Linked DNA regions of Homo sapiens: regions 1 and 3 are each linked to region 2. The links are chromatin loops, found by intact Hi-C in ENCODE. Cell type or tissue: dorsolateral prefrontal cortex. All regions are shown on one strand. Each heading gives the region's core, and the rest is flanking DNA. Links, peaks and the distances in the headings are about the cores only. Region 1 overlaps ADGRL3 (adhesion G protein-coupled receptor L3). Region 2 holds the start of ADGRL3 (adhesion G protein-coupled receptor L3). Region 3 overlaps ADGRL3 (adhesion G protein-coupled receptor L3).

Region 1 (10,678 bases), core at 768-8,767, 65 kb before region 2:
TCCAAAAAAATCACAAATCAGTTCCATTAAATTTAAACACAGATACATTAAAAACTTGGCAAAGGTGGGCATGATAATGAAAGATGATTATTTCTCTACCTGTCTCGTACAATGAGGCTACACAACCATCATCAGATTTAATCTACTCAAACTTGAAACACATGCGATCAAGTGGATAATAGTTAAATTTCTCAAAATCAGACCTATTGTTCTCAAATTCCCTTTAAGAAATACCTTCTAAAAAGGGCACACACCAGAGAAAAGGAAGAAGGAGAAGGCAAAAAGCTATTAAAAAGCATATATGCTATTAAAAAGAGAGAAAAAGAATGTCTGAATTCTCATTCTACCTTGATGTTCTAATTAAAACTGGTCATACAGCAGACACTGCACCTGCCAGCCAAAAGTTTATAATGAACAGAGAGACTTACTGCAGAGTCTCTTATCAGTGCAGCTCCCTTGGGGCCAAAAATATTGATCTCTTTCATTGAATAAATACTAAAGTAACAACAAGAATCCATTATGTCTGACCTAACAAGAATTTTTAATTGAACAAGTTACTGTCTGAATGCCAAAGAAAGAGTGGATATAGTATCACTTACCATTCTCTTCTTAAAGCTCTAAGTATAAAGGGCAAATGATGAATGAGTTGACGCAATTACTTATTTTCCCAATAGTGCTCTCCAAATACATAAATGTCCCTAGTTTTAAAGAATTAATGTAGGTTTTTGCCATCTTAACAACTTGATCATATATTTTCCATAATCTAGTAGCAATGTTTCTCAAGAAATTATCTTGCTCAATCAATCAAATGATGCATTACAGGTTTAACATTTAATTTTATATAATGTATTTTTCCAAATATGTGTCATATTTTAACATGCCACACACCACTGGAATAAAATGAAAAAGAATGCCATTTCTTTCTCTTTGGAGTTGGTTATTAGCACTAAAAAGTATGCTAGCAACTAGATGTTAAATATTTCATAGATCATTTCCTCAGGAAATTAAGTTACATGAAAATTTTTCTCAAACCACAGTATTTACCTCAAATAAATGGCTGAGGCCCAAGAAATTCTTATACAACTTTATTAGACCCTGGGCTAAAACAAAACAAAATAATAAGATGTATATTTGGTTAGCTTAATCAGCAAATAAAAGATAACTATTCCTCTTGAGATAAATTTTGCATTTTGCATCTACATAGAAAGAAGAAATAAAATCAGAGGAAAAAAGCTGCTGCAGTTATTTCAAATTGCACTTTTAGGCCTGTGACTTTTGCACCAAAAATTGGACTTTTTCCTTTAAAAATAGGAAAAAATTTTGAAATAATTGAAGCAATTAGTTAGCTTACTGAGACAGAAATTTCCCCCCAAGTTACCAATACTTTATTTTGTTTTGGTCAGTTAGTAATTTAGATGCATATTAAAAGGAAAATAAATGTTATGAACTTGAATCCGTGTTTGAGAAAACCAGTCATACATTTACATGGAGTCATTTAAAAATGGCACGTTGGCCAATGTGATGATTATATATAAATTTTAAGGTCAGATATCTATTTTTCCTTCCCAAGATTTTGTGCTAAAAGCCTGCTCCTATACTTCCATAAAACTTACTTGATTAGGATGTTTTATTTTTTAAAGTATTTTCAACATCACTTTGTAGATATAATTATGCTACCTATTTTATAATTATAGTACTCTAATCAAAACTTTAAAATAAAAAAAAGTGAAGTCAACTAAAACTCTCCATACCCTAACTCCAATTTGAGACAGATATCTTCTCTGAAATAGATACAGTGATTAAGTTCATGTACAGCCTGCCTTTTTATTGAGAGGCTCACAGTTTTTGTATGCCAGTACATGAGAGAGAGGCGGGAAAAGAGAAAATAAGGCATCTTTGTTTATTTGTTACTGAATCATGATATCAGGAAAAGGGGCAGCCATCCCTATTAATCATACTTACAATATCAATTCACAGTAAATGTTCATTCTATTCTGTGCTGTAATGTTGAGAGTGGTTTTTAGGAAAGCTAAAATCAAAAGAAAGATGAGAAAGCTGACACTGTAGGTGCAAATGAATCCATCTGTGCTTCCTCAACTTTCTAGGGATGATATAGCATGGTAGTGGAAAATAGGAAGGTGCTTGCAAGTTAGCCAGTCTCTGAGCTCAATGATGGTACAGTAGGGTTACAGGTATTCTCTCTGTGTGACTCTTATTTAACACACATGAATCCTTCTTAGGGGAGGGAGCAGAGACTTTTATTCCTGCTAAGTTGCAGCTATGACCTTCCTTGAAAATAAGAAAATGCTGATTGATGCTTCATAAATATCACATTCTGGCAATTCATTACATTCGACATTTATTTTGTTTTTAGAAAAGGTTATTATGAATATAGTCCAATGGAATTGAAAGTTTAATTTTTCAGCTAGCACTATAACTGTTTTCATTATGCTACTTATTTATTTTGAATCTGCTTAAATCTTTTAAATATGTTTTAAGTATGACATTCAATACATCAAACCTACTATTAGGCTCAGTATTATAATACTTTGACAAAGTCTAATACTAAGACTAAATTTAAAATATTTGGAAAAATACTATTAAAAACTAAACAAAAATAAATTGATTAGTGATAGTCCAGCATATTTCCATTAATGAAATTATGATTTTGAACTCTCCACTACCTTATTGCAGCAACGTTCCTATGATTTTACTATTAAAGAATGATGGCACTGACATTAGTTCTGGCTTACTTCAATTACTGGACTACTCTAATTTGGAACAAAAAGATGTTTGTATTAAGCATAAAATATATTTGGAAGGCTTAGATTTACCTTACATATAAAACAATTTTCATTCTATAAGAATAAGCATTAAATTCGAAATGACAATTATGACACTCAGAATTATGTCATTAAATTTGTATCGCTATGTTTTTATATTAGTCTGTAAATCTCAAATGGAATCCACAAATTTCAATATGGGATCCACTGCAGAACATTTCCTATCTACAAATTCTGTCCACAAACATCCAGTAAGGATGTGGTAAATCAAAGCAATACATGATAAATCTCTTTTTTCAATAGAAGTGATGTTAAAATTGAATGGCATGTTCTTAGAGTCTAGAACTCCCACTATGTAAAAGTCCTCCCAAATATAAGTCAGCTGTTTGTTCTGCTTTATGAATATGTTTGAGCACAATTTAATCTAAAAGTATCTACAAATGCATTTAAAGATGTAAGAGAAGTAAGGCATAGAAAAAGCCTAGAAAACATCTCTGTCTAAAGTCAGAAAGATCATGAAATGGAGAACCAAGGCCAGTGTCAGAAAACCTTTAGAATACGGACCCTTAGGATATAATCGTTCAGGGTGGCTAGAGGAGGCATGAAGCAGAAAGCCCAGAGAACCTCTCTGAAAATGGAATCATTGTTAGAATAACTATAAAGTATAAAAAAATTTAATCAGTAGGTTACCTGAAATGGTGCAAATTACTGTTGAGTTTGTTATCAAGTTATCACATCCTGTATGAAAATTCTAGAAATATAAAAAGACTTAAATATGCGAAATTCAAAAGTTAGTATTCCAGAATTGCATGTTAAATTTACACCACTGTAGATCATTTTCCCCACATATCAATGTATATTGATGTATGTGGTTTTGCAAGGAACAGGGAAAAGACAAATTCCAAAATGCAAATTTCGAAGATTATATTTTAAGTTAGACTTGTACTGAAGGTCAAAAATCATAGATTGAAGCTAATTCTTCACATTATCTTACTGTGTGTGCCAGGACCTCCTATCTGCTGGAAATGACGAACCTCTACAGTATGTTATATTGCTTTAATTCAAAGGCCAGTTTGATTCAGCACTTTCAGTTATTCATCATTGCTCAAGGCTAGTAAATTTCAAAACTTGTCCATTTCAGCCAATTATCTCACTTTTTTCTCCTGAAACAAAACTCCTGATGTTATATTCTTTATCACATTACATAGCACTTTTAGCTCACAGAAATTGGAGGTTGCTTAGAATATAAGGTATTCCCAGCACATTTTTCTGCCACTGTTCAAAGCCACTTTAGTTAACTACTGTCCTCCGCTTAGTTGTCCCAGGGATATAGGAAGTAACTGTTGCTATCAAGGGGTGGATAAAAAACCTAGAAGAGACAGCCCAGAATCATCAGGCATATGGCAGCTCTCATGGAGCATGGGAAAAGTCAGTAAATCAAACCCACCTTAGAAATAATCTTGTGAATTGTGAATGTGATGAATAAAGATCATCAGCAAATGACAAAGCTTCACGTATTGAAACCCAGTATTAACAGGTTTTTTTTCCCAAGCTGTTCTTTGGTAGATTCTAATTTCCCAGAAATAAGAACTATTACTCAAGTTGATACAATTAACGAAAATCAGCCCAAAGATTCTGTATACAAAGATAACACCTACTACTGATCATCAAATAAGCATGTTTTGAAGTTTGTAATTTTGTCTTCTCACTTTTCTTTTTTTCTTCCCTACCTTTTCCAAGTAGGAAATCCTACGAATGCTCTCTTGCCTCTTACTTGGGTGACCAAAAATACAACTTTATAGACCAACTGTAACCACGAAACACACAAGATGCCTTTTACTGACATACATGGTTACTGAGACCTATGACCTTGGCCTTCTTAGCTTGTACTGGTACTTACTGAAAAGGTTTTGTTTATTTAAAGAAACACTTTTTCCCAAGCATAATGTATACTTTCAATACAATGCATCTCTTTTTCCCTCCCACTGTGTAGAGCACAAGAGATAAACAATGGAATTCCAGTACTAGCAGTATTTGCCATAGGTCAAGTATACTACTCTAAATGACAATTCTCTACTTTATTAGTAAAGGGCACGTTTGATAGAGTTTCCTACTGTCTTCCAAGCACAGTATTTACCATTATAAATTAACAATTTGACATAAAGAAAGCAAACCTTTGTGTAATATACACTGGTTTTACTTTTCTTGAATACATACATGGGTGATTTTTAAAAAGGAAGAAAGGGAAGGAGAGAGAATCTGAATTTTTCTGTGATTTAGAAAGAAGGAGCAGCCCTCATACACTTACTATATGTCAAAAACCTATTTTATAATGTCTTTCCAAGTTTATAATCACTTTGAGAAAAACCTAAATCTAGATAAAATGGTCCTTTGCTATGTTTGCCGATTTGGGGTTCCAATTGTGGAGAGGGTAGTTTAAGGAAAAGGTTAATTAACACAGCTGGACCTACATGAAACATTTTTGAAGCTAACACAATTTCAATTCAGTCCCCCTAGAAATCAGTTCACTGGAATTCTTGGCTTTCTCCCAAGCAGTTTCTTAAAAAGGTTACCAGCTTAATTGAACGAAATCAGAGTCTGCAACCGTCAACAATTATCTATAGAGCAATACTTGTTATTAGGCTGAATAAAATCAAAGTTAGAAACCAACCACAATTATTTATGGCGCAGTAATTCTCAATATTGGCCAGTCTGATTGCATTGAACTATTAAGAAAACTTCCTGAAAATCTACTTGTTTCCTCTTTCATGCAGACACCACACAGATAATCAAGGATACCAACAAGCCTATCTCAAAATAATTTCCCGTTATTACAAAGGAAATCAAAATTAACCTGGAACGAAATGAAAAAAAAAAACTACCCTAAATGGATAAATAAACATAGCCTATTTTATCTATAACCATGAAGCTCTGGACATTACGTTTTCTGTTAACCAATGAATCACTTCTACTTTATGGTATGGGTGTTGCTTACTGTTTCAATACTTATATCTCCCTGGTCCTGGAAACTCTTTTTGATTCATTTGAGAAGCAAGTGCCCACAATTTTGATGGACAGAACTTGAAATGACTGAGCAACAGAGTCATAATCATACTGCATTGAATGTCTCATTAAACGACTAGCAGCACATCACATATCATTTAAGGCTTTTTCTGGTACCTCATGGAAAACAGAGACATTCTATTGAAATGAGTAGGATTTAGAAGTGTTTATACTTTTTGTAAAATGAAACGCTAGAATTATACATTAAAAAGTCAAAGAGATGAGACTTTTTCAGGGTCTTTTTTTTTTTTTCAAATGCACTCTATGCAAGACAACTGCTTTACAATTTACATTCAATTACAGCTCATACTGAAAGGGTTAAACCCCAGTTACCAGGTTTCTCCCCATTAGGAATAGCCTAATATTTTTTGAATGCCAAAGTGAATTTAAATATTATTTTTCTGGGAAAATTAGGTTTTTTTTAACCACAAAACTCAATTTCTATTAAAATATTTTACATATTATAAATTTCAGTTTAATTATTTGCACTTGATAATGTTAATAAAATGATATATATTCAGGAAATAATACAGCAAAACGTAAATTTGAATATGAATTGTTTCTGCAATTATTTTACATTTGCATAACCTTTTAATTTAGCTATTCGTTATCTACTTAATAAATAAATATATCAAGATTGCATTCAACAATTTTCAGAAATCACAAATATGAAATTTTCATGTTTGTCTTAGAATCTAACCTCTTATAAATATGCACAGATCCTAATTTTCTGGGGGCTATTTTGCAAATCTTCCCCAGTACTACCACTTGAGAGATAAGAAACTGGTGGCTGGTCCAGAAACATTTTTAAAGATATATCCTTCTCTGGTTGAGTTACAGCAGTTTTTAAAGAGTGGCTGTAGTGCATCAAATAACAAAAATAAGAATTGGTTCCACATAATTCAAATTATTTGATAAAAAGGATAAGGAGTCTGTGATTCCGTGGTAAGTTGGTAGAATTGTATAAAGTAGAACAAAATTAGAGAGAGAGAGCATAAGTCCTCAGCTCCTGTTTTCTTTTTCTTTTTTCTGTTAAGATAAACGCTCTTAACAATGACTATGATAGAATAAATACGATTAAGATAAAAGGAGGGCCCAAAAGAGAGAAAATGATAATAAGAGACCAGAGAAGTTCCGGTTACTGGCCCAGGTAAGAAGCAGCCCGGGTGAGTAAAAGATACGAGAATGACGAATGCTAATACAGTGTCTGGAGAATCTGAAAGCAAATGTTGCCCAATTTTTTTAAAAAAGAGTGAAATCTAGAAACAACACAATGGCGACCTTAATTTTTTTCTGGTAAAACCATAACTGATATAACACAGAATTAGCACTTAGAGAGAAAAGGGGTGACTTTTAGTGAAATCATGCCAAACTGATTTTATTTTCTAATTTTGAAAGGGTTACTATGATCAGACACTCAGCATACTGAATTTCACAAAGACCTTTACTACAAAATAACACATATGATACATAATAAAAAGAATGTATTATAATTACATTGTCATAGATGGCTGAATGATCATACCACATGCCAGGACACTGCTGTGGCACTGCCAAAATGTAAAAATCATTATTATAACGTGAGCATAGCAAAGATGACGCTCAGAGATAAGTCTTGATTCCATGATGAGCACCTTCAACATGGAATTGTGCTCAAAAATAAACCTTTGAAACATAGTTTACTAAGCCCTTCCTTGGTCTCTCTTAATATTTCAATCTCGTCGTTCCCAAACATCTCTAACTCCCCTTGAAGTCTAAGCTCTAACCCTACTGAACTCAGTTGACTAAAGAACAATCCTGTCTTAGTTTTGGAACTTCACACACATTGTTTCTTTCTGCCTCAAATATTTTTATCCTCACTCTTTTCATGGCAAATCCTAGCATTTTTCAGAGGTCAATTTAGATGTTACTGCTTTTGAAAGGAGATGCTCTCCTTGACCTCCCTGGCTGGTTTAGATGTCCTTGCAAAGACGACATTGTAACACTATATTATGTTTTGTAGCATACTTTATTGTTATTCTTTCTTTAATCATTTGTCTCTTTTATTCAGCACTATGCCTATAAACCAGCTCTTGAAAAAATAAAAATTCCTTATTTATAGTGTTGGCCAAATTCCATGGGAAAAATATCCTACCACCACCACACACACACCCTGGCAGATGTCAAAATACAATTGCTCTCTGTATCCGTGGGTTCAGCATTAATGGATTCAACCAACAGTGCATCAAAAATATTCAGAAAAAATTCCAAAAAGTCCCAGATACCAAACTTGAATTTCATGTGTGCCAAGTGCTACATCGAACCCACTCAAATGAAAAAAATGTGTAGGCCTTGTATTAGGTAGCATAAGTCATCTAGAAATGATTTAAAGTATACAGGAGGGCAAGGTGCAATGGTTCATGCCTGTACTCCCAGAACTTTGGGTGGCTGAAGCAGGAGGATCTCTTGAGCCTAGGAGTTTGAAACCAGCCTGGGGAACATAACAAGACCTTGTCTCCTTTAAAAAAAAAAAAAAAAAAAAAAGAAGAAGATGAAAAAGAACAAAAAATAGCTGGGAGTGGTATTGGATGCTTGTAGTCCCAGCTACTCAAGAGGCTGAAGTGGGAGGATCAAGCTTCAGCCCTGGAGATTGAGGTTACACCTTGGTAAACGGATATTTTTCTCTTAATACAAATAACAAATGAGAATGGCGAGTGTGTTGGCTCATGCCTGTAATCCCAGTATTTTGGGATGCCAAGAGGGGAGGATCTCTTTAGCTGAAGAGTTCGAGCCCAGCCTGGGCAATATAGTGGGAGCTTGTCTCTACAAAAAATACAAAAATTAGTTAGGCATGGTGGTACACGCCCATAGTCCCAACTACTTGGGAGGCTGAGGTGGGAGGATCACTTGAGCCTGGGAGGCAGAGATTGCAGCGGGCTGAGATCACATCATTGCACTCCAGCCTGGGTGACAGAGTGAGTCCCTGTCTCAAAAAAATAAAAAAAATTTTTTAAAGGCCACTAAGATTTTATTGCATAAGATTACAATGCTCCTAAACCAGTCTCTTAATTCAAGTGACGGTCAAATTTCTATGTATTGATGCATATTCTATGCCATGCATTCTGCTAGGCACTTTTCATTTATTATCTTACTTAACTCTTAGAACCACCCTAAAAGAGAAAATGAGACTCAGTGACATTAAGTAACTTTTCCAACATTAGAAAGGCAGTAAATGTCAAAAATAACATACAATACCGCATTGTCTAACACCAAAGCCTTTGTTCTTACCATTACACTCTATTTCTGGCATAAACTGCACTACACTATACAGACTCTATCCATTTCATTATTCATTAACACGGGAATCCGGCGATGCTCAGAGAAAAGAACAGACAGAGATGTACATTCTTGGTTTTTCATGTCAACAGCACTTGGTTAAATACTTTAGTAAAAGGTAATAATAAAATGAATACAGTTCATTTTTGCCTTTATCTGTTCTATCTCTCATCCATATAATATAAAACAACCATCGTTAGGTTTCAAATACCCTTCAAATGTTTCATATATTTACAGGTTTATTATTCAATGAAACCATCTTCAAATATCTGAATCATTCTGATCTCTCCCAACTCTGACCTTGAATGGTATTAATATATAGCATGTTTATCATATATTTTGACATTTAATCTTACACGTCTCATAAGCAGCAATGAAATTTGAATTTCCTCGATTGCAAGAACCATTTTAATGTTTTGGGGGGAATCCCTGAAGCCTCTAGTAGTGTTAGATTCAAGTACTTATTCAAATGCTTCCTAAATTGAATCATAAAGTAATGATTTTTGAAATTGTGGAAAAGAGAAAATCTAATATGTCACAGGCCTGTATCTTGGTAACCTATTTGAGTCTGCACTGATTTGCCTCATGTTATATTAGAATGTCAAAGATTTCCAATGAAAGTGAATATTTGAGAATATAAATATGTTCAAAGGAGAAAAAAAAGGTAACAGAAAAAAAGATGTAAAAAATAAACACTCCTGCTTTCCTCCTTTCTCACACCTCATTGGTGAGGAGGACATTTCCTAGTGATTTCAGCGGCGAGCATATGGACGTGCTGTTCAGGAAGGCTTCATGCAATATAAACACTACGAGGATAAAAGTGAAAACCCTAGGCTGTGGGAACAATTGCTTTGTTGAGTTTGCTTAGAATTAGGAAGAAGCCTGACCAATACTGAGCAGTAATGATCTTCTATTAAATTGTCATGCCTTATTTATTTATTTATTTATTTATTTATTTATTTATTTATTTATTTTGAGACAGAGTCTCACTCTGTCGCCCAGGCTGGAGTGCAGTGGCGCAATCTCGGCTCACTGCAAACTCCGCCTCCCGGGTTCACGCCATTCTCCTGCCTCAGCCTCCTGAGTAGCTGGGACTACAGGTGCCCGCCACCACGCCCGGCTAATTTTTTATATTTTTAGTAGAGACGGGGTTTCACTGTGTTAGCCAGGATGGTCTCGATCTCCTGACCTCGTGATCCGCCGCCTCGGCCTCCCAAAGTGCTGGGATTACAGGCGTTAGCCACCGCACCCGGCCCATTTTTATTTCTTAAATGTTAGATATGGTGACAATGGGAAGATGCTAGTGAATGATTTTATTGGCATATATCATGAATTCGTTTTGAGGTAAGTTCAATTGATGAGGAAGTGTGCCTGGAGTGATAGAGCTAATGAGGCAAATTTGGGAATGCTTTAAAATTTTGGAAAGATAGAGGAAAGTCCAAATTAGTATCTTCTTATTTTGATATGCGATTTAAGGAAGCAAAGTAAATAAGGGTTATTTTTATTGCATTAGCAAT
Region 2 (10,678 bases), core at 1,171-9,170:
GCCTGATGCAGCCTAACATCTCTATCTAAAAAAAAAAATTAATAGTTCATATAAAACTTTGAGTTAATCATTCCTCCTACCCTGATTTTGTAGAAATAGTCTAGTCAACCATATACACAAATAGATCAGGTTACTGAATACTTAGTGATAAGGAAGAGCTATGGAATGGCATTCAAATACTCTGACACATTCACCTTCAGCTAAAGACAGCACAATACACTGACACACACAGTTCTAATGACATCAGGACCTGTGGAATGTATGACTGCTAGGGAACACATGCTGCTAGGAAACAAAGAACAGATCTGATCAAATCTTATAATGTAAGGACTGGGAATCATTGTGATTAGATCTTGGAAAATGGGAGGACAAGTATTCTTTAATCCTCAGAAATATTTGCAAGTATAAAGACTTTAATACGTATCATCTAGAAATGAAACAAATACGTGAAGCTAGATTCTCATGAATTAAATCAAAATTTTCTAAGTTTTCTATTAGGGTGATGGCCATTAGCAATATCTCTCATAAAAATATAACTTAAAGTCAGGCATCAGTGATTCAGTGTCTTTTGCAATCTATGCTTTTTCAAGAGGTCAAGGTCTTTAAAAAATAATGAAGATATCCAGAAATTATTGTACCTAAAAATAAAGTACACTGTTCCATTAACAGCCCTATACTTTTTAAAACAAAATAGAGCACAAGTATTTGCAACAAACACCAAAGCAGTCAGAGCTAATCTAGACCTAAGGAATTTAATACATTTTAATTATTGAAAGTAAAAAGCAGTTTCACTTGCAAAAGTAACACTTTATAAACTGTGTTTATCTATGTACAGTCTTTACCCTTGCTTTGGTTACAAAAAAAAAAAGATTGGGTGAAACAAAGCTGAGAGATAATTCAACACACAAATATCCTCTTAACTCCTATACAAATTATCTGGTATCCTATTTTGGTGATTATAAAAGAGCTGAGAATTCTATCCTATTTGTAATCCACATGCAGATAAATTGGGCGCCAGAAGTCCAGATCATTTAGAATCATTACAGATGGAAAAATATACAAAAGAAATCTTACCAAACTCTGTTTATTCTCATAGGGAAATATAGGAAAGTCTCCAAATGAAAAAGTGCTAAAGAAGTGTTTCTTTGCAGATTCTACGATGACATTCTTTAACTAGTGATGAAAGCCCATATGACACTAAAATTAGCAGACTGCCTATTTACTTCAGAGCAAAACACAGAAGGCAATTTTTCCTTCCTGCCAGAGTCTATGCGTCTCCTCATTTCCCCAGCAGCTGGCTGGAAGGATGTAAAATCAGAGGTGCAAGAAGCCTTATACTTCCTAATGAGTAATACAACCAGGAAAGTAAACACAACAGACGACAGCAGGTTAGACTCTAAAGGAGACTGTGGCAGGAGTGCTTACACCGTTGTTTACAATGTGCTCTAACTACCGCAGGCAGGGATCACACGCAGACACAGGGAGGAGACACCCTGGAGGTGGCTCGCAAGCCTCGAGTTCTCCCAACTGCTATGATATCTCTGGCCATAAATAAAAGCAGCGCATGTTTCTATCAGAGGTAGGAAAGTGGCCAGAGAATTCCAGGGACCAGGAGTTACGCTGGCTGGACTCGATTACTTCAACCTGCTGGAGAGATGACTACCCTATGAGGTTCTCATCAGGGCCATTCTGGGGTGCATCGAGCGCTGCACCAGCGACTCTCACGCGCCGCACGCATGTCGCCGAGCTGCGCCTCTCCAGGGGAAGGGGACACGGCAAGGTTTCCTCGCCACCCTGCGGGGGCCCCCGTGGCCTCCTCAAACCAGATTTTCCAGTTAAGAGGATCCCAGGCGATTTCAATAAGCAAGCTCAGCTCCAGCAGCATCAGCTCCGGCATCCCCGCAAATATCTCTCTGCCGTCCCTGGGGCGCAAAAATGCGCACACACTCAAACGCTGACTCCGCCGCCAAGTAAGGCTGGTAGAGGAGGTCGCCCCCACCCCTACACACCACACACACACGCACAGACACACACACACCCACCTATAGTGCTGGGGGCCTGGCACCCTAAGCTTCTGAGCTCCGACGTGGGACCGGAGGCTGGGTCGCGGCAGCTCAGACGCTGCGCTGCAGCCTGGAGCCTTCCCTTCTCCTCAGAGAAGCGCCGAGGTGCCTTCTCTCCTACCTGTAACCCGCCAACCGCGACCACCAATGCTCTGCCCACCCCGCCCCGGCGCCGCGGCCGCCCGGATTCGTGCAACACCGCCGCCCCCCGCCCAGTGCCCACTACCAGCACAGCGCAGCCCGGGCCACCCACGAAAGTGGCAGCTTTCTCCAGCCAAAACCGCCTAACAAAGCCTGGGCACGCAGGTCTAAACCAAACTGCCGTGAAGGAGACACAACAGGCAGGGCGCGGGGAGGCAGCGCGACTCCAAGACTCAGGGGCGCGACCTGGGCAAAAGGGGCCAGGGATGCTCCAGGCAAGCGTTGAGGGAGAATCGCGCCGGGCTCGGCACCCTGCATTTTCCATCTTCCCAGAGCCCAGCTTCTCACCCAGACCCTGTCCGTCCTCCAGCCCGCTCCCGCCTCCAGCGGCACCAGTTCCAGCCTGACGGAGAAAAGTCGCCCTCCTGTCCGCTTTCTGCCCCCACCAGGGGATGCCACTGGGGTGAGAGGAGAGGGAAAATTAACGGGGTGGGAACTGTTCCTATTCCCCAGCGTGTGCAGCTGCGAATGCGCCCAGTCTCTTATCCCCCTCACTCCCCTCGGCCGGTCAAATCGCCCAATGGCTGGAAAAAACTCCAACCCGCGCCAGACCCGAGCGCCCACCAGCCAGGAGGTTCCCTTCCCGCCCCGCACCACGACCGGATGAGTGTGTGTGTGTGTGAGGGCGAGTGTGTGAGTGGAAGGGCGAGTGTGCATGCACCCCGCACCCCCTCTTGTTGCCCGCCCGGTGGATGCCGCCGCCTGCGCCCGGCCAGGGCGACCCCTATTATGAAGAGTGCGAAGAATAAATTACCTTTCGTAAACGCCGGTCCCTGAGATCGTCCCATCAGTTGCTCAACAACCTGAAGGCGGGTGCAGTTTCCACAATCCAGCCATTGAGCCCGGGGCAAAAGACCGGCCGGCCCCTGTGCAGACACCCCCAACCACACGCGGCAAATAACGAGAATCGAAGCGCAGAGAAAGCAGCAGGAGGGTGGAGACCCCAGTCAAGGAAACAACAACAAAAAGTCTCTCTTCCCTTTCTTCCGCTACACAGCCACGGAGAAAGGGGAAGGAAAAAGAGAGCCAAATGTTCGCCTTCCTTTACGTTCCTCGCTTCACACACCCCAAGGGGGCAAAAGGGGAGCGAAAAGAAAAGAGGGTTCAAATGTCTCTCCCAGTCCACAGTTGCACAACTTCGGAGTCAGGCTCTGTCTCCAGCAGCAGCCGAGGGACCCAGCGGCAGCTATTAACATGCGGCAGTCATAGCTGGGGCTGCTTCTCCTTCTCTTGCTGCTGCTGCTGCCGCCGCCGCTTAAGAAAAGACGCTGCCGAAGAGACCAAAAATCTTCCACCATCCCCCCAGCCGATCTTTATATCCAGTTCTCCCACCCCACCCCCCTTCTCTTTCTTTTTCTTCTTCCACGTCCTCCCCTTTCCGCCTCGGAGCGGGAGCGATGGAATAGGTAGGGGGAGCCGCGAGGGCCAGGGGTGGCTTCTCCGCCAAACCGTCCTCCTCTTCGTCCTCCCGAGGCTCTCTCCCAGCCGAGGGTCCCCTCTCAAGCCCGCAACCTCCGCGGACAGCCGGAGCGAGAGCCACACAAACTCCTTCCCCGGTGCACGGAGGGGGCGCGCAGACAGAGCGGGCGCCCGGCCGCCGAGGGCTGCGTCCCGGGGGCCGGCGAACCCCGAGCCCGTGGGGTGGATGATTAGCTCGCCGGCCGGGCCGGGCAGCTGCGGGCATGTGGGAGCTTCATCGCGCGGCCCCGGGCTCTGCGCCGCCGCCGCTGTCTCTTCGGTTCTTTCTCTTCTTCGACTCCCCAAGAGCGAGCGAGGCACTGGCGCTCTCCAGACACGCACACTCACACACGCGCACACACGAGCGAGCTCCTGCCAAAGCAAACCGTGCAACCCGCGCGCGCGCACACCCGTAGGAAGAGGACCAAGGCAAAAAGAGAAGAAAGAAAGGGGAGGGGGCGAGTCACAGGCGGCGGTGGCGGCGGCAGCAGCTGCCGGAGCGGAGGCAACGAGCAGTCCGAGAAAAACCAGCAGCAGCGGCGGCGGCGGCGGCGGCGGCGCCCACCCCGACCAGCTGCAGCATCTGCATCCCCGCTCCTGGGAACTGGAGCGAGCGGTGCCGGGCCAGCAGGCGAGGGGGGCGACGCGCAGACAGCGGGTCAGAGCGCGGGCGCGCGGGGACCGTGCAGCCTGCGCGCGGGGTAGGCGCAGCCGGGGCCGGAGCGGAGGCCAGAATGAGCAGCGGTCGGGCGGGCCAGCGGCAAGAGCTCCGAGAGCCGGGGAGGGGGCTCGCGCCAGGGAAAGGGGTGGCCGGCAAAACCCGGATATGGAGTGCTCGTGGGCTCCGCGGCGCGGGCTCCACCTAGCAGTTCGGCAAACGCTTGGAGGTGGGAACGGGAGGGCTGCTACTAGAGGCTTCCCTTTCAGGGTTTGTCAGACAAAGGGTACCTCTCCAGTGGCTTCGAGGCCCGCCTCGGCGCTCGCTCTCCCTCTCTCTCTCTCTCTCTCATTCTTTCTCTCTCTCTCTCTTCCACTTCCTCCTCTGTCCCTCCCTCCCTCTCTCCCCCTCCCACTCTCCATCACCTCCCTCCCCCCTTTCTCCTCTTGTCTTCCTCTCCCACTCCACCCTAGGTGAGTAAACGACATCAGCTTGAAAGTCCTGCCAGTGTCTCATTTTTTCAGGTGCGGATTATTCCGTATTTTCATTATGCAAGTACCGAGTCTGAAAATGTTTCCTGCCTTTGGTCAATTTTATGTTCCTTCAAACTTAACTCGACCTGCAAGTTCATTGCACGGTTTAAAGTATCCCTGTCTGATGAACAATCGTGGAGATTCAATTATCTTATTTCACATCATCAATGGAAATTACCATAATGGATACAGAAAGGTGCGGATTCCAAAACCATGCCTTCTGACAGAGGAAAAGTCTGGTCAAGTTAAATGAGTGGCCTTGGTCAATTGCTGAACCTTTTGGTGCCTTCTTTGTAAAGGAGACTGTTGATTACATAATTTGTAAGGTCTTTTCCTGCTCTAAAATGTCGTGATTTCAAATGGCTAAGATGTTATTTTCTATACCAGTACACTCAAATCATTAAGATTTATCATATTCATTCAACAAGCACATTACATCCCTAGCTAAATTTCCCAAATTGTATTTCAATGTATACATTTAGAATGACCTAACGACTTCTAGGAGCTCTTTAAGAGGTAACATCAATCCTAGCATATCTGAAGAACCTGAAACCTCATTAGAATTAAAAACATACCCAACACAAAGTGACAGTTAAAATGTCATTCATTCTTTAAAGCTCAACTCCAATCCAACGTTCTCCAAGAAGCCTCTTCTCACCAAGACTCCTTCCCCAAAAATCACTCCTTTCATGATACCCTGTAACATTTTGATGACATCTCCTCTAACACCTATTTTATTCTGCCTTTTTCCTTGTTCCTTTTTAATCATTAATGGTTTGTCCATTTGCTTCTTCAGATTACAGTTTTTCTTGAATGCAAATGGCTAGTTTTAATCATCTGTATAAGGAAAGATTATATCTACAGTCCTTTGCGCATAGTTAGTCCTTTAAAAAAATTGGGGGTGGGAAGGGAGATTTAATGATATTGCTGAATTCTGACCAACTAGATGTTCACAAGCTGAAGTTATGCTACTTGAATTTGCTTAATACAGGACATCCATGAACTCCCCTGGGTACTTAAAGAAAATACAAATTGACATCTGGAGTCACTTGTTACTTAAATAGTTTTGGAAAGAGTAAACTCTAGCCAATTGTGACAAGAGGCTCTTATTTGTAAAGGAGGAAAAATGGAAGTTACTCAATTCATTTCTCAAATGCTTAATGGTTGTATTAAGTATAATAAAACAACCAAGTAATAAAAATAACATTGTAATAATATATATGATGACAAGTATAGATATTAAAGATTATTAGTGGTAGCATCAGAAACATTAAATACATATTTAATATTTATTTAGATCGATAAAAATATATAATGACAATATATAGATATTAAAGATTATTAGTGGTAGCATGAGAATATTAAATAAATAGTAGCTATAGATCAGTTTTTAGAATCATCTTTAACACAACAGAGGTCTGGAGGGATGCAGGAAAATGAAATTTCAAAGTAAAAGTTTTACATGTATATTTATACACACACATATGTACACACATAGATATACATATATGTGTATCTATATAAATGAAATATTAACTGAAAACTAAGCATAGTCAGTTAAATAAGTAATTGGAAGTGTTCACCACGGAGGAGTTGACCACAAATAAGCAAAATTACAAAGACAATAACGAGGGAGAAAGAACCAAAAATCGGGGTGTGTGAATAAAAATAACCAATGAGTAAAGAAAAGCAATGAAAGAAAGAGAATAGGTTAATGGTTTGTATAACTTAATCAAATGTCAAGGCAGCATTATTTAAGGCAGCTGCTTATATTTTAATCTCAAACTTCATGCTTCCAAGTCATTTTTAATCTCATGGACATAGTCTTCTATATCTGATTTAAGACATAAAACATCCCACTTCATTGCCAGGAAATCCATGACTCTTGCCAATGTTCTTCTAAGGTGAAGCTTCCATAAAAATAAAATAAATTCTGTGTCCTCTTAGCTACTGTATTTAACACCTATGTTACATATATTTAACACCTTCTTCTCAAGGAGAAGACATCATACAGATGATGTTTGAGCACAGATACTATCATATGATGTAACTCTGTGCAAACTAGAGTGGTTTTTTAGAAAGATGGCACTGTAGGCTTCAGCACCGTTAAAATTGAAAAAAAATAATTTTTACCAAAGGGAAAAGGGCTCTAAAAATGAAAAAAAAAAGTGATTATCTAATCAAATAAGATAAAGAGAATTAAAACATTTAAATGACTAATTAAAATTTTTAGACCAAAGACCCTTTCAAATCAATAAGAAATATACTAAGATCCCCACAGAATGGAAGTTTAGAAAAGACCTTAAAACCATCTGTTCACAGAATAAATACAAATGGCCAATAAATGCAAGGAAATATGTTCTGCCTATAGAAATCTAATACATAAAAATAGATCCATTTAGGAGATCTATCATGTTTCATGTTTTTACCATAAAATTAACTGAAATAGCAACAGTGCTCTATTACTAAACTCTAACGAAAGTGTGTTGAGACAGGCATGCCTCCATGCTAGTAATATATAGTGACACAATTGCTCTAGAAAGGAAGCTGACAATATGAAACAACTGCTTTATAGAATATATATGCCACTAAATCCAGTGTTTCTATGTATAGATATCTCATCTACAGAAAAAAGCAGAGATATGGACAAGGATTTTGTATAATGATATACATCTCAGCCATAATTGCTATAAAAGGGGAGAGGGTATGTAATGTTTACATATTCAAAGTAATCTTGCTTTTTTCATACTCAATAAAAGCCCCCTTATCGGAATGAAATCAATAGTTAGTGGGAAAAAGTTGATAAGCAAAAATAATTTTTTAAATGATGCATACATACTATATTAGTTAAGATTCAATTTGGCTTCAAGCAACAGAAACAAAAAGTAGCAGTGACCTAAACAAGACAAATTTGTTTCTTTTTCAAATGAAAATCTAGAGGTAGGTGGTCTAGTGCAGGTATGGCCCTCAAAAGCATTCCAAACTGAAATAGACACTTTGTCTTCTTGCTCAGCCATCTGTGGCCACTGTTGCTAATTTCAGTTCCAGCAATCACACCTACCTTGCAAGAGCAAGGACGAAAGGGAAGAAGGAGGAAGAGAAGAGCATTCTTGTATCCAGGGAAAATTTCCTAAAGTTGCATACACCATTTCCCCTTTCATTCCATCCTTTACATGGAAAATGTAGACTACTCTAGGCAGTCATGTGTCCAAGTGAATATCAGGATTCTTTCATGATTTAGCTCCTCCTCATCCTTTGGCTTACCATTGCATACCACCCTGGGCTGGGCTTGCATATATTAGTCTTTCAGTAACCAAATGTGTGGATAATGCAGACACGTGACAGTGCTACTCTCACATGAAATGACCTTCTACTTCAACCAGATGTAAGCTTTCACAGGATTTCAAATTACTGAGCTATTGCCATCAGGGACAATACTCTCTAATACTCAGTCAGATATCCGCAGACAGTTACTATCTTAAATGCTACTGGGCCTAAATTCACTGACAAATCAAGGTAATCAGAGTTAAATCACATCTGCAACGCAGACAGCAAAGCATAGCACTCAGACTCCTAGGATGCCATGGCATGATTAGAATTTTAAGGCATTTGGTATTCAGTAGAATAATGATGCAAATATGGATTACATAGGGCTATCAGAACATATTAGACTACCCTATGGGATAGCCCAATCCCAAGAAGCACTCAGTGACCCTTTCTGTACCCTGGGATATTTCTCAAAGGACCATTTTAAGTCTATAAAATCTTACCCAGATTATATTGCCCTGCTAATTTGGTATCTTATATTCCCTCCTTGCTTCAAGTTATTCACCCTTCTTCTTTTTCAATCCAAAAAAGACCCGTGAATTCTACATTCTTAATGACTTGGAAGCTTAGCTATAGATACAGATATCAATATAGATGTAAATCTAAATATTTTTAAACAGCTTCTCCTAAGTAGTAAACATTTTCCACATATTGACTTCTTTTCTTCCAATGGAAGTGTCTCCTTAAAACTCTTTATTATAATTTCTCAAATGTTTGCATACAGCATGCCAGTTCTGAAAGACTGTGAAAGCAACAAGTCTTTTTTTTCTTGTAACTTGGTTTTTTTCCTGTAACTTTTCTAGCTACCTTGTCTTAGATCCCACAGTTAGATTACCTTTCATAACTCCTCATTAGTTTCAACACAGAATGGTTATAGCTACTCACTATAAATGTTAGTGATAGTACCCTGCTCTAGTGGAAGTATTCAGCACTCAAAGAGTTGCGTTAAAAGTGTGACATCACGGTGCCTAGATTCTAGTCTCCAGAAATATAAAAGTATTCAAGAGCCCAACACTATTTTCTTAAGATCCTCTCATCTTTATAAGATAAAGTATACAAATATGTTTGTACTGTACTAATGAAAACATCGTGGTCAACCAGAGATAGTCAGTAATAACTGTCATAGTCTAGAAAGGAAGAAAATGGAATTTTTGATCCTTTATAAAACACTGCCACTTTTCTGGGCTCTGCTTTTCAGCCTCACTCCTTTAAGACTATAATAGACACAGATAGTAGATGCCTGACTCATAATTACCCCTCCTTCTCTGAGAACAGCTTCCACACATGATTGGGCAGATGTGTCTATGAAGTGGCCTTGTTCATACTATTTGGCCCTGACTCTTGGCCATGGTTGAAGGGTCCAGGTACAGGCAACTAATGCAGGCTTGGCTAATCAGAATTATTGTCAAGAATTTTTCAGACTGTACTATACCAAAGGTCTCAATATATTCTTGATGGTAAGGAAAGCTAAGGAGCTATCTACAATGGACTGGATGTTTGTGGCCCCACAAAACCCATATATTGAAATCCTAACTCCCAACATAATGATATTGGGAGGAGAGGCCTTTGGAAGGTAGTTAGGTCATGAAGATGGAGCCCTCATGAATGAGATTGGTATCCTTATAAAAGGGACTTCAGAGAGCTCACTTACTCTCTTTCTGCCATGAATAGACATGAAAAGCTGGCACTCTGCAGTCCAAAAGAGGGCCGTCACTAGAATCTGATCATGCTGGCACCCTGATCTATTTCTCAAGAACTGTGAGACATAATTTTCTGTGTTTATAAGCCACCTAGGCTATGGTACTTCATTTTAACAACCCAAATGGAATATGACACTTTTCACAGCTACATTATCTGCCACATGGTGGTATCTAAACCTGACTTAGTGCAATATTTTCCTGAAGAATGCAATCAGATTAAAATAAATATTGCTAGACTTTATCATAAATTCCTGTTTCTTTTGAATGCATATTTTAAATCCCAAATCAGATAAGCATAGGGAAAATTCTGTATGGATATGCAGTTATAATGCTAACATGCAGTCTGTGTTATGGTGATAGCTAGGAAGTTAGCTTCTCCTTCAGATTACCTACTGGATTTCCTTAAAATCTGAGCTCATGGAAGGCATACAGCATTACTCTTCTGAGAATGTTGGTCACATTATTTCTGCAGTACTCTCAGTTAGATGATTTTCTCATATCTGACATCTTATTCTATTATATGGCTCACCTCTTTTCCTATAAATAACAAAAATAAGATTGATCAGAAAATAATGGTTATTCTCCACTCGGAAATATGAGGGGTCTTCAAAATGTTCACAGAAAGTACATATTATTAATAAAAACTATGCATGGATTTCAAAACTTTACTGCACCAAAATAAACTCATACTAACTTGTTATAACATGACTGATGATGATCTCATTTAAGGCTCTGAGA
Region 3 (10,678 bases), core at 1,244-9,243, 76 kb before region 2:
TAATTACTGGAAGTATTAACTAATATATATGATAAATACCAGAAATTACTTGAAGCATAACATTTTGATGCATAATATTCCAGAGCTTTATATATTATTGTATCTACCTATCAATATGTTTCTTCAAAAAAAATTAGGTCATATTAGGTGACTGATTCATCTTTCTTGTTCCATAAAATACCACAGCTATTTTCCAGTTCAGTGAGTGTAAATTTTGTATCAATAGTTTTAAATGTTGCAAAGCATTTTGCTAAGTGGATATATTACAATATATTTATCTATCTCTTTTTGTTAGACATACAAATTAATTCTAATATCTTGCTATTAAAATATGCATCCTTACATGAACTTCTGAAGTTAATTATCTATTTCCTTTTAAAAAGATGTTAGATACATTTTTAACCATTAAATAATAACAATCTTGTAATTTAGAAAGCCAATCTACTCTGAAATAATTTTCTCAGGAAAAATAATTTCAGACAATACAAAACTATCATTGGGGAAGGAAATTTTAATTTAACATTATCTAATGTTTAATCTCTATTACCTCTCCAAAAACAACATGGTGTACTTAAAGGTAATCTAGTATACTAGGTGTGTTAGGGAGAAGAAGTAACACCTTTTACAGCAACATCTTTTATTTTCATTAATTTATACTTCTTGAAAATAAAGGCCAGGCGCAGTGGCTCATGCCTGAAATCCCAGCACTTTGGGAGGCCAAGGTGGGTGGATCATGAGGTCAGGAGATCGAGACCATCCTGGCCAATATGGTGAAACCCGTCTCTACTAAAAATACAAAAATTAGCCAGGCATGGTGGCGTGCTCCTGTAGTCCCAGCTACTCAGGAGGCTGAGTCAGGAGAATCGCTTGGACCTGGAAGGTGGAGGTTGCAGTGAGCTGAGATCACGCCACTGCATTCCAGCCTGGGCAACAGAGCGAGACTCGGTCTCAAAAAAAAAAAAAAGAAAAAGAAAAGAAAAGAAAAGAAAATACTTTAAACCAATTTAAGAAAGAAATAAACTGCCTGGGTTTGTATCTCCTCTATTAGTGTCAACCTTTTCTGGGATGAAGGTACCACAACACTTCTCAGAGTACATTCCTATGTATTTGTACATTTGATATAGAAGTCTCAACCAGCTACTACTACCCATTAAGTAGTTGCAACAAATATTTATCCTTATTTTGCAGACGGGGAAACTTTGGCCAAAGGGGTTAAGTGACTTGGCCATATCACATATTTATCAATAGACCATATAAGAATAACGCACTTGATATCAATTTCCTGAATCCAAGTGCTCTTTTCATGGGGCATGGCGGTGGATGAGGGGTACAGAATTGGAGAAAAAATATATACATAATAGATGGACAAGGAGGAAAAGCAGCAACAGAGACATGTAAAGTCCTCAAATGGAAAAGTAAATCCATGAAGAAACATGGTAAATCCAGCCACATTGGATTGTATCACTTTTATACATATAGAATCATAGATGTGGCCTTAGATAGCATAAAGTCCAACCACATCTTATAGATGAAGGGCTAGCTGTAATTTTTTAGGTCTGAGCTTAAATGCTGTCTATTTAAAGATGCTTCCCTTGACCACACTCTCAAAAGGAAATCTCTCGTTACAATATTCATATAAGGTGCTCAGCAAACATATTTTGAATGGATGAATGGGAAGACACTAACCTGGATGACAGGAAAAAATGAATCTTATTCAGAGAACCTAGCATTCACCTAAACTAGTATTCAGGGAAACTATTCACCTAATAGATGCAAAACAAAATACTACTCAGAAATGTCAATGAATACCCAATTTTGATATAGCAGTTTACTTATAAGTAAACTAAGTATCAGTAGTGATACCCATTTGGCTTCAAAACTCAGTCCAAACAGATCCATATTTTTAAAGTATCTGCCCCTAAGCTGAAATATTACAACTTCCATTATCACATAATGCAATATCCTTTTTGAAACCTGTCTAGACAGTCATGATCTGCTGGAGTCTGAAATATTTTTCTTTTATGATCATGAACAGACGTAGAGCAACAACATGTTTAAAGCACTAAATTGTAGACACACAAGGATTTTATTACTAAAGGAGTTTTGCTCAACATGAATTAAGCGTTGGCATGCCTGCATGCAAACATACAAAATCTACAGTAAAAATTAAGCTTTGATATTGTACTTGCTCCTATCTGTTCCTTTTTGTATATGTGCTCAAAACCATTTCTTACTACTGAAGTGCTTCTTTTGCCCTTTGAAGTAGTACCACGGCCAGGTGCAGTGGCTCACACCTGTAATCCCAGCACTTTAGGAGGCCAAGGCAGGTGGATCACTTGATATCAGGAGTTCGAGAACAGCCTGGCCAACATGGTGAAACTCCATTCTCTGATAAATATACAAAAAAATTAGTGGGCATGATGGTGCATGCCTGTAGTCCCAGCTACTCAGGAGGCTGAGGTAGGAGAATCACTTGAACCCGGGAGGTGGAGATCACAGTGAGCTGAGATCATGCCACAGCACTCCAGCCTGAGCAACAGAGTGAGACTCCGTCTCAAAAAAGAAAGAAAGAAAAGAAAAAGAAATAGTACTGCAATGTTTGCTAAGATATTTTGGAATCTGATGTCATGTTTCTGATTTTCAACACTGAGACTACTACTAGAAATAGCATAGAAAACGTTTTAGTCGTTTTCTAAAAGCTAAAATTCAATTTGTTACTAGCTCATTAATTATTTTTGCTCAAAACTCCAGGGTTTTGATTTGAGGAGAAAATTCCCTTGAGGAAAAAAGAAATATTTTTAGATCTTAGCTGCATGTCTGTCAGGGAGCAAGAGAAAGGGCAGATGAAAGGGACAATCTTTTCAACATATAAACATGATTCATGACATAACTATAGGCAGCCAAAGCCAGTTATAATAGGTTTTTTCTTAAAAAAAAATGAAAGGATCAGCTGTGTCTCAGTTGAACAATTTTAAGTATCAAGATCCAGGGGAAACATTACCCAATTTTACTTTAATCTGTTCTCTTAATTTCCTGACCAGCACTTTGGAAATTGTTGACTGCTCACAGTCACAAAGCCTTACAATGGAGAGTTTACCCAGCAGGTATAAAATCTTGGCTGGCTTCCCTCATGGGATTAGGTCATTACTGCTTCTTCTACAAGTCTGAGAATCTGTCTATATGCCAGTTAAGTGGCCACTCCTAATATTTACATTGCTAGGTCTAATATGAACAATAGCATTTATTTTTATAATTTATTATAAGCAATAGAGCTTAAAATACATTTTGACACATATTAATTTATTTGATCCTCACAACAGTCTTTTTTGGCACATTGGATAGATATCATTATCCTATTTTTATAAATGAAAGAGATGGATTTCAGGAAGGTTAAGTAAATTGTTCTGAACAACACAGCTGGCAAGGCGTGGCTCTGGAACTGGAATTAAGATCTTTAGACTCCTATTCAAGCATTTTTTTCCCACTATATCCCTGTGATTTTGGATTGTGGATTTTAGTCAGTTCTACACCAAGATGCTGACTCTACCTAAATAATTTAAATTTATTTAAACCTTGACCAAAAAAAGAGTATTTAAATAAGTAAATATGACATAAATAAATTAAATAAAATAAATAGGTTTAATGAGAAGGGGAGAATGGAACTAATATGTGTGTTTCTACCTGGGTCATGCCGTATAATACGTACTTTTTATGTTATCTGCATTCATCAAGACAAAGCAGTATGAAACATTTACTGAACTAATCTATGCACCGTTCTAAAAATCGCATTCATAGCTCTAGTCCTTATAACTCGGTCAGGCTTATATTATCATTCAGAAAATGTAGAACTTGAGGCTCAAGAGAATAAATGATTTATTGGTCCCAAATTATACATCCACTATGTGGCAATGTCAGAAACTGAACTTAGATGCCTGGCCCTAGTAAAGTTTCAGGGAATATTATGTAGGTCTTATAAACTCCATCCATAGGTAGTCAGAAACCATCAAAAAAACACTTGCTAAAATTCAGACTTATCTTTTAAATAAACAAATGAAATAGGGGGTAGTTTCATTCTAATAGTTACAGTAGAAAATAAAAATTTAAGCTTGTACAGGACTTGAAGTTTCCAATTTCTTTTAATCATTAATTTTTGTATTCTCACAACAGTATCTGTTCTGTTTAATATTGGGTATTATGATGTCTACTCTGATAATATTGGGTATTATCCCTATTTTTCAGATGAGCACAATATGAGTGTTAAGCAGTATGCCTAGGAATTCATGGTTAAATTTTTTTTATAAAAAATAAAAAGAATTAAAATGCAGGCTTTCTTTCTAAATTTCAGTTGTCTTCTTACTAAAGTCCCAGCTTGCAAAAAACAAAATGGGAAGACTGTCTAAACAAGAAAAATAAACCTGACTAAAATGAAGATCAGTTATATTTTACTAATTGACAAAAATGAATTAGAAATGTACAGAAAGGATTCAAAAATCTATAACACAAAATGATTCCTTAAACACATCTGCGGAAATCCCACTAAACAATTTAGTACAGGAATTTCTAGCCCCAAAAGCCAAAACAAAGAATAAATGTGATCAAAATCTGTAAAATCGTCACTAGTGACAATTCACTAAATTCATATATAGCAGAATTGAATGCTGTTCCTTTAAGTTTAAAGGAGGCAAATGTATAACAAATGAAAAGATATATTATCTATACTGCAAGCATTACACATAAAAACCCAAGAAGTCATACAGACAGAAATACAAATGGTTTAAAAGCATCTAGACTTATGGCTGACATACCTCTAATGGGGTTTGTCAGGGAAGCACTAGAGTAATGATGGGGAAAGAGCCTTCTTTGTTGAGGATGTCAACATACTAAAGATGTTGAGGAAACTATAATATATTCCTTTCTCCCCAGCAGCATGACCTTTATTTAATGGATTGGTTTTCAGAGTAAGATAATCAACTTCTTCTGTCTAGCAGCCTTTGCACCTAGGTACTTACTCTTCATTTCACCAGAATAACTCTCCCGTCTTTCTGTTTTGGGCCTGCACCCTTATATCATGAACTCTGATGCCAGCTTATTGTCTTTTCACTAACGCCTTTCTTTGGCCTGTGCTACAGAGTCTGAGCTCTAATGCTTGGAAAAAATAATAAAATAAAAGTTGATTCACAAATGTCTACTTCTTTAATCTTTATTTAGTTTTCTACTTTTATTTTTAAGAGAATAAATAGATTCAACAGGGTCTCCCCTGAGGCCAACAGACATCACTTTTATTTTAGATATGTAAGTAACCAAATGCCCAGTCTTGATCTGTCTAGACATGGTTCACACTTAAAGGCCTACAGGGACCAGGCAGGTTATATAAATGGGTCAAGTGGGTTGAGAAGAAGTAATAGCAAGTGGCAACATCTATGCCAAACTGAAACATGCATGCTCCCTCTAAAGCAATCTAATTCAAATTTTCAAAGAACATAGAGAAACAAACTTTTCAGACTAGATCGACTATGCAGGACACTCTGAGATTTCTGGGGAAAAACAGAAAAACCAGACGCCCAGTGCTTTATCTTCAGATAGTATGTTGATTAGATAGCATACTCTTTATCAACATGAACTCATGTATGCACATCCTATGAAAATGAAAGCAAATACCCTTTAGCTACCAACACTAGGCAGATGCTCTAGGAGATTTAGCTATCATTAAATGGTAACTTTTGTGACTACTGAAGAAAGTGTTTTATCAGGTTTTAAAAAGCACTGTTTCAGGTACCATTCTAAGTTGATAAAGGCAGAATCCCTACCCTCAGATAAACTTATAAAGATAGTTACTCTGATAATACAAAAGAGTGAATCACAGGTTTAAATGGCACAACTGACAACATTGACAGCCAAGAAAAATTACCTTGTTCCAGTTGTATGAACAGTATGTAGTTTGGGGCAGTATAGCAGGTTGACTCCATCATCTATAAATTCTGTAGGCTAAAAGTGCCCTCAGTTGCAATTCTGGGCCACTGCTTTACAGAACGAACAGTGAACCCTAGAAAAAGAAAGTGACTTTCCCAAGGTAAACAAACATACAAACAAAAAACTAGTTAGTGGCAAAGCCAGAAGCAGATTTCAAAGTGTCCATCTTGTTTTGTTTTGAAGACAGGGTCTTGTTCTGTCACCCAGGCTGGAGTGCAGTGCAGTGGCATGATCACTGCAGCCTTGATCTTCTGGGCTCCATCCTCCCACCTCAGTCTCCCACGTTGCAATGACAACAAGCGTGCACCACCACACCAAGCAGTTTTTGTTTGTTTGTTTGTTTTTTGGTAGAGACAAGGTCTTGCTATGTTGCCCAAGCTGGTCTTGAACTCCTGGCCTCAAGCAATCCTCCTGCCTCTGCCTCCAAAATCACTCCATTTTATCTGGCCCAATCTGGTTTTCTTTACTAACCAGCACACTGTCCCTGATAACCAAAAAAACAAACACAGAACTTACATTTTTTAACCCTTAATATGTTGTTTTTTAAATCACATTCTGGTAAATATAGTTATTCAACGCATTTACTGAGAAGCTCTGGGCTAGATACTGAGAGTATAAATTGCTGAACACAGCATAAATAATCCTGCTCTCATGGAAATTCAGTGTTACAAGGAATTTGATGTTTTCAACATGGGGCCAACATAGTTTAAAGCTCATAACATATTTCTTCTCTTCTTGTCTTCCATTAATGGGATACAATTTGAAAGTAACTCCTTAATTTCATACTGGAGATGGCAGTCTCTCCCATGGATTCTATGATAATGTTAGCATTTATCATTTTTATATTTGCTCATTAAACTGTTAGAGATTCTTCATGACGAAAGGTAGAAAAAGACTATTCATGCCAGGACTCTGTCACCAAATACTTTTCAGACTTCTATACTTTAGCTAACTTTTTCTTACCAAAGCTATTCAAAGTACAGCAGCTTCTTCCTCTGATATTGCTACATATGCACTTTAAGGTTTCTCAATCCTTTGCTCATTTATTATGTTGTATATGGATTCACCTTTTAATAGAAAGATAAAGGTCACCTTAGCATGCTTTATTATAAATGGGATTGCCAAAGACAATAGAGTCTTTATTGTAAGAGTCAGAATTTTCAGTTTTCAAGCTATTAATAGTTACTATGTCAAATTCTCTTAAAATGCCATTCTTCTATGCCTAGGAACAGATATCGTTGTGGGAAGAAATATCTTTAAAATAAATATTAAAATATATATTAGTCAATAACACAAAATGTAATTAAGACTTGCACCACCAATTCCACGGGGTGCGGGGAAGTAGTAGTTAACAGTGAAAGCATTTGTGATAAACTTCAAATGTTTTATTAAATGCAGCTGTGAATTGATAAATCTGAAAGTATCTGAAGCCACTCTTACATCCACATATTCGAGGGTAGGGAATGAAGTGTAAAAAAAATTTTACTGTAGCACTTGTAAAATGGCACATTTTCTAATGCTACTTCTTCTTTTTTCTTTTTCTTTTAACGTTGGCTAGGAAACAGATGGTAGCAATTCAATGCCACAAAATACGCCACAAGGCCTTTCCATGCAAGCATATTTTTCAGCAAGTACAGAATCTGTGCAACTCTGCAGAAATGGCTAAGTGCATGGGCACATTCATGGTGGAGGAGGGTAAATATGTCACTCACACTGAGTAGACCAAATTTCTTCATATCCAGGACCGGCCATCTAAGCAGTGACTTGCCTCTCCCAGCTGGGAAAAGACACTATATTGCGTAATTCCTTTCAAATACCGTACTTAGGGAAAACAGAGCTCCAGCGTGATGACAGTGGTCTTATTTAAACATTATTTTCCATGGCAAAACACAAAAATCCAACAACAGTAAACTAAAATCTGGTCCTGAGTACATCATGTCTCCTTACTCTGTGTTAAAAACGATAGCAACAACAAAAATAAAAAGAGCTAACAGCTCAGAAATTGTATTAAGCATTTACATAAAACTCATTCCAGTCTCACAACAATCCTACCTAGGTTTTATCATCATCCCCTATTTACAGATAAGAATACTGAGTAGTAGAGAGTGTAGGTAACTTACCCAAAGTCACACAGCTAGCATGACTGAGGCAAACCCAGCCACTCTGAGTCTAGGATCCACATTACAATGTCCTACACCTCTCCAGAATACCACACAATAGCTAAAAGCTGATTTGACTTATCTTCAACATACTACTTTAGTAGAGCATGTTTTATACAGGAATATCAAGTATTTTGATAGGCATTTGATTACACAAACCCTCAGTAAGTTTTACTTTAAATGAAGATCATTTCCTCAGAAATATCAAAATTAATTCAATAGTTTTGACAATTAAAGTCACTCAAAAGCTACTTTTCATTCTAAATTTGATGTATGTCAATAAAACAGCAGAATCAATGTTGGTTTTAATTAGCGTCACACTGAAGAGTCCTACTAGAGGCCATAGCAGTGTATTCCATGCTGTCTGAGGAAATGTTAGAATAGGGCATTTCTAATTAATGAAAATCATGACTACGTTATTATTTTAATTTAAAATGAATGCTCATAAAGTAAAATCTGTCCTATAGTCCTCATTACATAAAATGCAGGGCAGATATAGACATTAGATTTATATAAGAAGTGAAAGCAATATTATTCTTACCAATTAATTTTCTTTTATTTCTCTTGAAAAAAGTAAGATATTACTCTATTTCCCATTTTCTTTTCTTACTTTTAAAACCTAGGGCTGATGACTTCCATATACTGATTTTTTTGTCATGAAAATTTTGTCATTAAAATTAAAAAAACTGACACATAAAACTTTAAAAATTAGTATCATGAAACCATTTTTTGTAAACTCTGTAGAAGCACTACAGAGCACTGCTTTTGCATAAGAAATCATCTGCATGATAAAGTAAAATGTTTTAGTGTCTTATAAGAAACTACAACTTAGAGAAATCAGGGATTCTAAGTAATAATCACATATCCAAATTACATGGAACTGACTGTGAATTGATTCCACTACCCAAAGACCTCACAAAATCAAACACTTAAAAAACAATGTATTTTCATCTCTAGTGGTAAATTTAACATATACTGAAAAGATCTTTGTTAAAGAACTACATTTTCCTTCCTCTTGCTTTGCATTAAACATCACACAAATGAACAGCAAGCATCTAGAAGTAGATGGAACTATATATCACCCATTCATTCTATAAAGAGAATGAAGATTTATGAAAGGGAAACCCTTTTACTATTTAGCTCTAAGAGAAGCCTAGAGATGTTCATGACATCTAAATATCCACCTCTTCCAAAGTTAAGTGACGTCTTCCTCCATCCTGGTTCTGTGAAAGGTCATTTACACATTAATTCTGGGCTGGCCATGAATGCTGTTTCTGAGTAATCTGAAACAGTTCAAAAGCAGTGTATAGTCTGTCATAAACTAGTAAGTTCTAGGACACAGCTGCCTTCAGCAAAGAGTTCAGAAATGTGGGTAGACTTCTCTGTTTCCTTACCTGTCTCAGCCTTCAGTAATTTACTTTTTGTTGTTGTTGTTCAATGCTACAAAATCAATCTCATAAAGAACTACTTCACATTGATGTGTGTATAAAAGCACTATGTACCATAAGATAGATTTCACTTTGCAATTTTTTCCATTTAAGGTCTAAAGTACTAAGAAATCTTAACAAAACTCTTATTCTAAGCCACAAATAGCTCTAGGGGAGTTATAGTTCTTAATGCTATAATGCATAACCTCATGTGAGATGAGACATTTGAAAAACACGGTAACAGTCATTTCTGTCAAGTCTTGAAGAGCAAGGCCTTAGACATTCAATGCTATACAACTGTGAAGAGCAAAGATTTACAAGACATATAAATTTCACAATTTCATTTTTCCTCCCTGGCCCCGGAAGTCACTTGAGTCTATAGGCCTGACTTCAACTCTGAAGACCTAGATTTGAATTCTGCCACTTCATAGCTAGATTTCCCTGTTACTATTATTTTTTTAAGAACACTAATACCTTCCTTTACCATTTTCTAAGGGAAGGTGTCTCACATGCCTCTCATATAGGAGGCTCTCAATAACTGATACTGTTTACTCTTCTTTCCTGTAACCACAGGTTTCCTCAGCTTATTATGAGACAGAGTTTTCCAAAGTACAAAAGTGCCATATGAATATTACCCTTTTCTATTTGAACTTAGAAAACAACAGTATCAGGTCTTCCAAAATGAAGTCTCAACATGATTACAGACAATGCAAAAACTGATCAGTAAAGTCATAAAGAGAAAATCAGGTGCTTTGGGCATGGCAAGCAGTAGACTCCATATGTATTAGCTGTTATAAATGGCAGGTGTGAGGATATTTTCCATTTCTTGGTCATTCTTATGTTTAGTCTGCCTAATGGCCACAGTAGTATAAATATACTTCTGATAACAATAATTTCCTGCCTCGGCATTTTATACTTCTTTCCTCTAATGTATCGCTATGTTATACGCAAAGTCTAAACTACTATAATTGCCACTCTCCTAATATGATTAGGACCTTTTTTGACTAGACAGATATGCTTCAGGAAATGTCTAATTTCAAATAAGCAGGTTTTTTTCATATTAAGAGTGTTAACTGAAAAGTAAACAAATAGTATTATTCCAGTGTGGGAAATACTGGTGTT

Evidence for each region. A loop is a pair of places that touch in the nucleus more often than their neighbours do. Peaks named below come from ENCODE experiments on the same cell type or tissue, not always from the same donor. Only the 100,000 strongest peaks of a DNase experiment are listed, where the experiment ranks them.
Region 1: it touches region 2 in a loop (2.3-fold over the local background); 10 of 110 quality-filtered maps call a loop at or near these places.
Region 3: it touches region 2 in a loop (3-fold over the local background); 10 of 110 quality-filtered maps call a loop at or near these places.

Annotation. Positions count from the first base shown.
Region 1 is chr4:61,258,881-61,269,558 of GRCh38, reverse strand. The region is part of intron 1 of ADGRL3 (adhesion G protein-coupled receptor L3); the gene reads right to left. It overlaps LOC124900173, which reads right to left. Exons shown (of 3, transcript XM_047416555.1): 3 at 1-10,678. Among named protein-coding and RNA genes, the nearest start is that of ADGRL3, 64 kb to the right of the region's middle. In dorsolateral prefrontal cortex, for the core only: no CTCF peak of the experiment used is centred there; no DNase peak of the experiment used is centred there; H3K4me3 peaks cover 2,386 bases; H3K27ac peaks cover 5,955 bases.
Region 2 is chr4:61,194,106-61,204,783 of GRCh38, reverse strand. It overlaps ADGRL3 (adhesion G protein-coupled receptor L3), which reads right to left and starts at 4,458. Exons shown (of 27, transcript NM_001387552.1): 1 at 3,019-4,458. LOC124900173 reads right to left here and starts at 5,697. Exons shown (of 3, transcript XM_047416555.1): 1 at 5,610-5,697; 2 at 3,019-4,642. The coding sequence starts at 5,697. The coding sequence ends at 3,468. RefSeq lists an enhancer at 1,740-2,312. In dorsolateral prefrontal cortex, for the core only: CTCF peaks have their summits at 1,488, 2,645 (motif pointing right), 4,321 and 4,520; DNase peaks (open chromatin) are centred at 1,623, 3,493, 4,073, 4,323 and 3 weaker places; H3K4me3 peaks cover 4,119 bases; H3K27ac peaks cover 3,966 bases.
Region 3 is chr4:61,270,400-61,281,077 of GRCh38, reverse strand. The region is part of intron 1 of ADGRL3 (adhesion G protein-coupled receptor L3); the gene reads right to left. It overlaps LOC124900173, which reads right to left. Exons shown (of 3, transcript XM_047416555.1): 3 at 7,092-10,678. Among named protein-coding and RNA genes, the nearest start is that of ADGRL3, 75 kb to the right of the region's middle. In dorsolateral prefrontal cortex, for the core only: no CTCF peak of the experiment used is centred there; no DNase peak of the experiment used is centred there; H3K4me3 peaks cover 3,739 bases; H3K27ac peaks cover 6,043 bases.